Regions from separate parts of the Homo sapiens genome. Here region 2 is linked to region 1. Evidence: read pairs that join two places in POLR2A ChIA-PET (ENCODE). Cell type or tissue: OCI-LY7. All regions are shown on one strand. Each heading gives the region's core, and the rest is flanking DNA. Links, peaks and the distances in the headings are about the cores only.

Region 1 (4,384 bases), core at 288-4,287:
TTCAAGCGATTCTCCTGCCTCAGCCTTCTGAGTTGCTGGGATTACAGGCGCCCGCCACCACACCCGGCTAATTTTTGTATTTTAAGTAGAGACGGGTTTTCACCATGTTGGCCAGGCTGCTCTTGAACTCCTGACCTCAGGTGATCCGCCCGCCTCGGACTTCCAAAGTGCTGGGATTACAGGCGTGAGCCACCGCACCCTGCCAAGGGATCAGACACACTTCTGACCCTCCTGACTCTTGGCTGCTCTTCCCCTCAGCCCCTACCATGAATCTTCTAGGTCCGTCCTTGGTCCTCATGCTCCTGCTACTGGGGAACCAGTGAGGTTCAGCATGACTCAACCTGCTTTTGGAGAAGTCACTCATTCCCTTGGCTTCAGCAGTGCTGGGCCTGCCAAGCCTCCATCTCCAGGCCCTCGGGCCCTCCCAGCAGCCCAGGCCTTGTGCCTTCATTTTCTATGATTGAATTTGAATTATTCCCTGGGGGCTCCCAGGTGTTTAATGTCTTTCCACGTCCCAATACCGGGAGAGAGGAAGCAAAGGTGAGAGGAGCCACAGAGAAGGAGGAACACCTGCTTGTGTGCAGGCAGTTGAGCAGGGCGGGGGGCCCTGGCTTCACAGGGAGGGTATCTGGGTGCCCCAGACCCGTCCCAAGCTTGGGGCTGGGATAAAAAATTCCAAAGGGCTGGGCGTGGTGGCTCACGCCTGTAATCCCAGCACTTTGGGAGGCCAAGGCGGGCGGATCCCCTGAGGTCAGGAGTTCGAGACCAGCCTGGCCAACATGGTGAAACCCCGTCTCTACTAAAGATACAAAAATTAGCCGGGCGTGGTGGCACGTGCCTGTAGTCCCAGCTACTTGGGAGGCTGAGGCAGGAGAATCGCTTGGACCCAGGAGGCAGAGGTTGAGCCAAAATTACACTACTATACTCCAGCCTGGGCAACAGAGTGAGACTCCATCTGGAAAAAAAAAAAAAAAAGTCCAAAGTGTGCCCCAAAGCTAGCCCCAACCAAGAGCGGGGCAGGAATTAGAGGGGCCCTCAAGCAGCCTCACTGGCCTCCTTGCCCCTGGGTGCCCTGATCCAGTGGTCCTGGTAGGAGGGTCCTAGGGGAGGGGGCGTTGAGAGGTGCTGGCATCCAGGGAGGAGCTGGTAATAAGATTGGGGCCTGAATGGGATGATAGAAATAAGAATTCACCTGTTCACACATTTAACAAACACTAAGTAGCCACACCATATCCAAGAGGCAAGGAAATAACTTTTTAAAGAGAATGTATTCATGCATAGTATAATTAGGTATTAATTTAAAATTACAGCCAGGCACAATGGCTCACACCTGTGATCCCAGCACTTTGGGAAGCCGAGATGAAAGGATTGCTTGAGCCCAGGAGTTTGAGACCTGCCTGGGCAACACAGTGGCTCGCCCTATCTCTACAAAAAAATAGAAAAAAGTTAGCCAGGCATGGGGATGCACACCTATAGTCCCAGCTATTCAGGAGGCTGAGGGGGGAGGATCACTTGAGCCCAGGAAGTAGAGGCTGCAGTGAGCTTTAATTTCGCCACTACACTCCAGCCTGGACAACAGAACGAAACCCCGTCTCAAAAATAAAATGAAAAAATAAAAAAAATAAAATAGAATTGCATGTAGGCTGGGTGCAGTGGCTCACACCTGCAATCCCAACTCTTTGGGAGGCTGAGGTGGGAGGATCATTTGAGCAAGGGAATTTTAAAGCAGCCTGGGCTTTGTTGTGAGCAAGACCCCATTTCTACAAAAAATCATATTAGCTAAGTATGGTGGCACATGCCTGCCTGTAGTAGTCCCAGCTACTTGGGAGGCTGAGGCAGGAGAATCGCTTGAGCCCAGGAGGTGGAGGTTGCAGTGAGCCATGATCATGCCACTGCACTCCAGCCTGGCTGACAGAGTGAGACCCTGTTTCAAAAAAAATAAAATAAAATAAAAATAAAACATTTTAAAATAAAATTGCATATATGTATTTTTAAAAGACTAGAGGCAAATTCATCAAATGCTCTTGGTGGCCGAGCGAGCGTTTTCCCGTTGGGGGGTCCTGGCTGTGGGTCTGGGTGGCAGGTCCCCTGCATTCTGGGCCCAGCTTCCCCTGCCTCGCCACGTGACTACAAAAAGCCCTTTTCCTCTGTGGGCCTGTTTCCTTATGTGTAAAATGAAAGCATGGAACCAGAAGATCTACGGCTCTTTCCAGCTCTGAGTTACACGAGGATACTCGGGACTAAGGATTTACACAGAGCTGCACTGGCATGGCGGGGACTGCCCATCCCGCTGCGGGCCTTGCCACTCACACCCTTAATACGACCACAGCCCCTCTCCTGGCAGGCTCCACGGAGGGGAGGAAGCGGCCGCCTGCCACCTGCCCAGCTGTCAGGCTCTGATCTCAAATTAGAATTAGGCCTCTCATCTCTGCTCTGTTTTGAATCTGAGAGGCCTCCCCCGCCCTTCAGCTGCAGCCTTGTGACCAGGAACAGAGCATTCTCTGCGGCCTGGAGGTCTTCATCAGGGAAGGGGGAAGCCACCCAGGCAGGCGGCTTGTATTGATTACATGTGTCCCCGCCCCTACGCCCCGAAGCCAGACACTGTGCTTGTGAGTTGTTACCTAGGTGATATTCATTCTCCGCTGCATCCCTGGGCAGGAAGCGGGATGCTCGCCTCTGTGGCAGGCGGAGGAGGTGAGGCTCAGCGAGGAGAAGGACACGGGGACGGCTGCAGGGTGGGAACCAGCTCTCTCTGCATCGCAGTTGAGAGCAGCTGGAGCTCATTGTCTCTCCCAAGGACCGAGGGGGATTTCCAGCTGCTGAGCTGCTTGCCAGGGACTTGCTTTTTTCTTTCACAGCTTCCCTGTTTGGTCTGCAAATTCTGTCCTTTTTTCCCCAAGCCTGGTCCCAACTAGGTGATGCCTCCTCCCCTCTTTTTTCTTCTTTAAATTCCAGAACAGGAGAGTGGGGGCAATTCTGTCCATTCTTCCATCCGGCCTCAGATTTTCAGGCAGGTATTCAAGATATTAAATAAAAAGTCAGCCGGATGCAGTGGCTCACACCTGTAATCCCAGCACTTTGGGAGGCCAAGGCAGGTGGACCATTTAAGGCCAGGAGCTTGAGACCAGCTTGGCCAACATGGTGAAACCCTGTCTCTGCTAAAAGTACAAAAATTAGCCGGGCGTCGTGACAGGTGCTTGTAGTCCCAGCTGCTTGGGAGGCTGAGGCAGGAGAATCGCTTGAACCTGGGAGGTGGAGGTTGCAGTGAGCCGAGATCGTGCCACTGTGCTCCAGCCTGGGTGACAGAGCAAGACTCTGTCTCAAAAAAAAAAAAAGTAATTTCTTATCAAATGCTATTGCTTTTCTATTTTGACCATTGATGTTGTAATAATATTTGTCAGCTGTTCATTACACTTGTTCAGAAATTCTGGAGTGTTGTGGGTTAACTGGCCCTTGATGGACAAGCCCCAATATCTAAATAAAATAACATTGTTGCAGTGGGAAAATGTGTTTTGACTATACCTTGGAATATAACTTAGTTGGAAATTGGGGCTGCCATAATTTTTACATTTTTAAAATTTTTTTATATTTTTGAGATAGAGTTTCCCTTTGTTGCCCAGGCTGGAGTGCAGTGGCATGATCTCGGCTCACTGCAACCTCCACCTCCCAGGTTCAAGCGATTCTCCTGCCTCAGCCTCCCGAGTAGCTGGAATTACAGGCGTCTGCCACCACGTCCGGCTAATTTCTTGTATTTTTAGTAGAGATGGGGTTTCACCATGTTGGCCAGGCTGGTCTCGAACTCCTGACCTCAGGTGACCCGTCTGCCTCTGCCTCCCAAAGTGCTGGGATTACAGGCGTGAGCCACCACACCTGGCCTTAATTCTTAACAAATTCAAATCAGCTACATCTTGGGTAGGATTCTTCCCCTTGTTTACCTGGCCAGTAGTCCGCAGCTTACGGGCTGTCCCAGGCATGAAGTGGGGTAAGGTCTGGGGCTGTGGCAGTGCATGAGAGGTGCTCAGTAATACCCCCTTGCTGCCCCCCACCCCGGACTGTGCTGAGCGCTCATGTCTCAGTCTTGAAACCCCAGTTTCCTCATCTGTGAACTAGGGTGACTGTCCTGGAGTTGCCTTGCCTGCCTCCTAGGAGGGCTGGGAGATACTGAGCAGGGAGTGGGAAGGACTTTCTATGCTGAAGACACAGAGTACAATTTACTAAACACAGGGCCCACAGCTCCTCTGGATTAATCTGTTTTCGAAGAGAGATGTCTCCAGCCCCCAAGTCCTGGAATCTTTGTAGAGGGTCAGCTCTGAGCTCATGGAGCCAGACCCTGCCCACCCAGCTCTAGAGGCTGCAGTTGCAGTGAGAAACGAATCCGCCCTCA
Region 2 (4,384 bases), core at 98-4,097, 230 kb before region 1:
GATGTCTTTGAAGCAGATCCCTTTCGTGTATCATGTTGTTCTCTATGCATACCATTCACTTTTTTCTAGTGTAATAGGTTTTTGCTGTCTTCATTGTACTGCTTTTAAAAAAATGAGTGTTCAACTTGAATGAGACACATGTTCATAGCATCAGATGAGTGAGAAAAAGAAAACTGAGATGTCTTTCTCTGCCTGTTTACTGTCAAAAATGTATTTCTCCATAAGCTATATATATTCACACTTTATACTTCCATGTCATTTACGTATAGAGTACTGTAAACTTGGGACTATCTGTCCGTCATTCCGTCATTCCTTCCTTCTCTCTTTCCCTCCTTCCCTCCCTCCCTCCTTCCTTCTTTTCTTCCTTTCTTTCTTTCAATGGAGTCTTGCTGTCGCCCAGGCTGGAGTGCAGTGGCGTGATCTCGGCCCACAGCAACCTCTGCCTCCTGGGTTCCAGCGATTCTCCCACCCCAGCCTCCCGAGTAGCTGGGATTACAGGCTCCCACCATCACGCCCAGCTAATTTTGTATTTTTAGTAGAGACAGGGTTTCACATGTTGGTCAGGCTGGTCTTGAATTCCTGACTTCAAGTGAACCACTGTGCCTGGCCAGTCTTTATTAATAGCTAACTGCTAATTAAGAGGTATCCCAAGTTCTTTAATGTGAATTTTCTTTTCTTTTTTTTTTTTAGAGACAGGATTTTGCTCTGTCACCCAGGTTGGAGTGGTATGATCATAGCTCACAGCAGCCTCAAAACTCCTGGACTTAAGCAATCCTTCCACCTCAGCCTCCTGAGTAGCTGGGACTACAGGCATGTGCCACCACGCCTGGCTAATCTTTTTTGTAGAGATGGTTTTTTTTTTTTTTTTTTTTTTTTTTTTTTTTTAACCATTTTGCCCAGACTGGTCTCAAACTTGTGAGCTCAAGCAGTCCGTCTGCCTCGGCCTTCCAAAGTGTTGGGATTACAGTGTGAGCCACCACGCCCAGCTGAATTCTTTTAATTCATGGTAGCACTTCATGAAGTTGATAAATCCCCATTTTATAACTGAGGAAACTGATGCCTAGAGAAATTAGTATCTTACTCAGAGTCACACTAGTGAATGACAGAAGTAGAAGGTCGAACCCAGGTTTAGCTGAGTAGTTCCCAGGCTCTTATTAAATCATATCTTCTGTGCTCCTTAGCATGAGTACAGAAGGGAATTTGAAGAATATTTTCTCTTTGTTACTGGGCATAAGACAGGGCGGAGGCAAAGGTTTTTATACATTTATTTATTTATTTGATTTATTTATTTAGTTTTCGAGATGGAGTCTCGCTCTGTCTCCCAGGCTGGAGTGCAGTCGCGCGATCTCGGCTCACTGCAAGCTCCGCTGCCGGGTTCACGCCATTCTCCTGCCTCAGCCTCCCCAGCAGCTGGGACTACAAGCGCCCGCCACCACGCCCGGCTAATTTTTTGTATTTTTAGTAGAGACGGGGTTTCACCGTGTTAGCCAGGATGGTCTCGATCTCCTGACCTTGTGATCCGCCCGCCTCGGCCCCCCAAAGTTCTGGGATTACAGGCGTGAGCCGCCGCGCCTGTGTGTACATTTATTTTAACTTCTTGCTGTGTCTGTGGCTCCAGGTGTTCAGTGTCTTTTCCTGCCCTAAGTTGCCCTCACGTGGTACTGCAGGCCTTTCTTACCTCTCCCCAAAAAGGCACTTGTGACACTAAAGCTACTTACATCCCTCTTCTTCTAAATCAACACCCTTTTCCTCTGTATATCGACTCTAAATGTATTGTTACTAGCTTTTAAGAGAAGGCAATATGATTGAATTAATTTATGTTATGAAATGATTGATACATCCTTAACTCTAGTAAGTCTTCATATTTTTAAATAGAATGTTTGTTTACCCAAATTAATCTCTGAATTGGAAGTATTTTAGGTAGCATAATAACGTGGAAAAAAACTGCACTTAGGAAAAGACTTGGGCTAGGCAGACTAAAATGTTGACAGGCCTGCTTGCTTGAGGATTGACTTCACAAGTTCTGATTCTCATCAGAACCCACAAATTCTCTAAATGGTTCCCCTGGCAGTGGCATTGGAGTTCTGGTAGATGAAGGGTGGTAGAAAGGGTGGCAACAATATTTGTATGCAGTGGCATTTTTAAGTTGAATTTCCTTTTTCCTTTTTTTTTTATTTTTGAGACAGAGTCTTGCTCAATCGCCCAGGCAGGAGTGCAGTGGCGCAATTTCAGCTCACTGCAACCTCTGCCTCCTGGGTTCAAGTAATTCTCCCGCCTCAGCCTCCCGAGTAGCTGGGATTACACGCACCCACCATCGTGCCCGGGTAATTTTTGTAGAGATGGAGTTCCACCATGTTGGCCAGGCTGGTCTTGAACTCCTGGCCTCAGGTGATCCGCCCCCCGCTCAGCCTCCCACAGTGCTGGGATTACAGGCGTGAGCCACCGCACCCGGTGTAAGTTGAATTTCCTATGACCAGATAAGTTTGTGAATGAAAGTAGCCAGCATTGGTTGCTGTTATGGCAGAAGTGAGTTTCACTTCACCATCAACATGTTCTTTCTGCTTTTTTGTGGTGCTGTAATGCGGTGTGAGCACTTAGACAAGAGCCAAAATAGTGTGAACTTGGCCACTTAATTCTCTGAAAAGAAAGTTTGGTCCATACATTGAGAAGCTAGTTTTAGGGTTCATTGGGACGCAGATGTTAACAGATTGTGCATCTCTGCTAGAACAAGCAGCCGAAAGTAGTCTTCCTGTAAGAAACCTTTAATTTTTAGCTGCTGTCTAAATTAAAATGGTAGAGCACAGTAGTCACTGAACTTTTTTTTTTTTTGAGATGAAGTCTCGCTCTGTCACCAGGCTGGAGTGCAGTGGCACAATCTTGGCTCACTGCAACCTTTGACTCCCTGGTTCAAGCGATTTTCCTACCTCAGCCTCCCGAGTAGTTGGGATTACAGGCACGCGCCACCATGCCCAGCTAATTTTTTTATTTTTTATTTTTTAGTAGAGACGGGATTTCACCATGTTGGCCAGGATGGTCTTGAGCTCCTGACCTCGTGACCACCTGTCTCGGCCTCCGAAAGTGCTGGGATTACAGGTGTGAGCCACCGCACCCAGCCTGCTGAACTTGTATAGTCCAGCATTCAAGAAGTATGATAATATGGCTGGGTGCGGTGGCTCACGCCTGTAATCCCAGCACTTTGGGAGGCTGAGGCAGGCGGATCACAAGGTCAGGAGATCGAGACCATCCTAGCCAACATGGTGAAATCCCGTCTCTACTAAAAATACAAAAATTAGCTGGGAGTGGTGGCGTGCGCCTATTGTCCCAGCTCCTCGGGAGGCTGAGGCGGGAGAATCACTTGAACCCAGGAGGTGGAGGTTGCAGGGAGCCAAGATTCGCACCACTGCTTTTCAGCCTGGCAACAGAACGAGACTCTGTCTCAAAAAAAAAAAAAAAAAAGAAGTATGATAATACAACACAATGTAACTGGAGGCAATGTACAAATATTAGGGAAACACTGAAACAAAGCCTCAGGTTTTATGAGTAAGAATATGGTAGCATATGTGTCTTGAAATTGTTTATCAAATTTGTGCTGTTTTTGCCCCAAGAATTTGTATTTAGTTACATAAGGTTGGCTGTGGGGATATTAGAACTTTTCCTTTCCTTCAAAAAGTTGCATTTGTGTTTTTGTTTTGATATTTCATTTTTTAAAGTGTTTTCTGTTGGTTAGAATGTTAAATTTGTATATACTACAACTTAACTTTTGGTTCAGCTCCACTGAGAACTTAGGAAGAATGTAACTGGGATGAGAAAAGTGAGATCTGCGCTAGTTGAGTGAGCTTTTAAAGTCTGAGAGACAGAGCAGCTAGCAGAGACAAGGGTAAAGATTATGACTCAATGGAAAAGTATATATTTGTTCCTGCTTCAGAGTGAGGAGGCAGAGGAAATGTTCAGAACGTAACAGAAAGGTGGGTGTTTGGTTTGTTGTCCCAACCACTATCCAAATCATGCAAAGATAGGGTTTTATAAAGTCCTACCAAGGGAACTGCCTAGATGATGCCGGTAGGTCCATGTGGCTGAAGGGAATGGTACAGAGGTGAGATGAGAGTAGAGGGATATAACATGGGAGGGGTAAGGAACAAATCTTGTATGCAGCTTGAGATGGATTAAAACTTTTTCAATCAGCAATACAGAACTGTTGAAATAGGAAGACAGACAATTGAACTTACATTATTTTGCTGTGTCGAAGGTACATCTGGCCCTCCATATTCATGGGTTCCGTATTGGTGAATTTAGCCTGCGTATTGAAAATATTCAGGGAAAAGGCCGGGTGCAGTGGCGTATGCCTGTAAATAATCTCAGCACTTTGGGAGGCCAAGGCAGGCGG

What was found. ChIA-PET counts read pairs that join two places held together with the same protein. Peaks named below come from ENCODE experiments on the same cell type or tissue, not always from the same donor. Only the 100,000 strongest peaks of a DNase experiment are listed, where the experiment ranks them.
Region 2: POLR2A ChIA-PET joins it to region 1 with 5 read pairs; 3 of 35 experiments call an interaction of 5 or more read pairs at or near these places.

Annotation. Positions count from the first base shown.
Region 1 is chr3:196,185,132-196,189,515 of GRCh38, reverse strand. No RefSeq gene overlaps it. Among named protein-coding and RNA genes, the nearest start is that of ZDHHC19, 24 kb to the left of the region's middle. RefSeq lists enhancers at 1,753-2,371, 2,372-2,991. In OCI-LY7, for the core only: no CTCF peak of the experiment used is centred there; a DNase peak (open chromatin) is centred at 2,435; H3K4me3 peaks cover 962 bases; H3K27ac peaks cover 1,025 bases.
Region 2 is chr3:196,414,226-196,418,609 of GRCh38, reverse strand. The region is part of intron 1 of UBXN7 (UBX domain protein 7); the gene reads left to right. Among named protein-coding and RNA genes, the nearest start is that of UBXN7-AS1, 15 kb to the left of the region's middle. In OCI-LY7, for the core only: no CTCF peak of the experiment used is centred there; no DNase peak of the experiment used is centred there.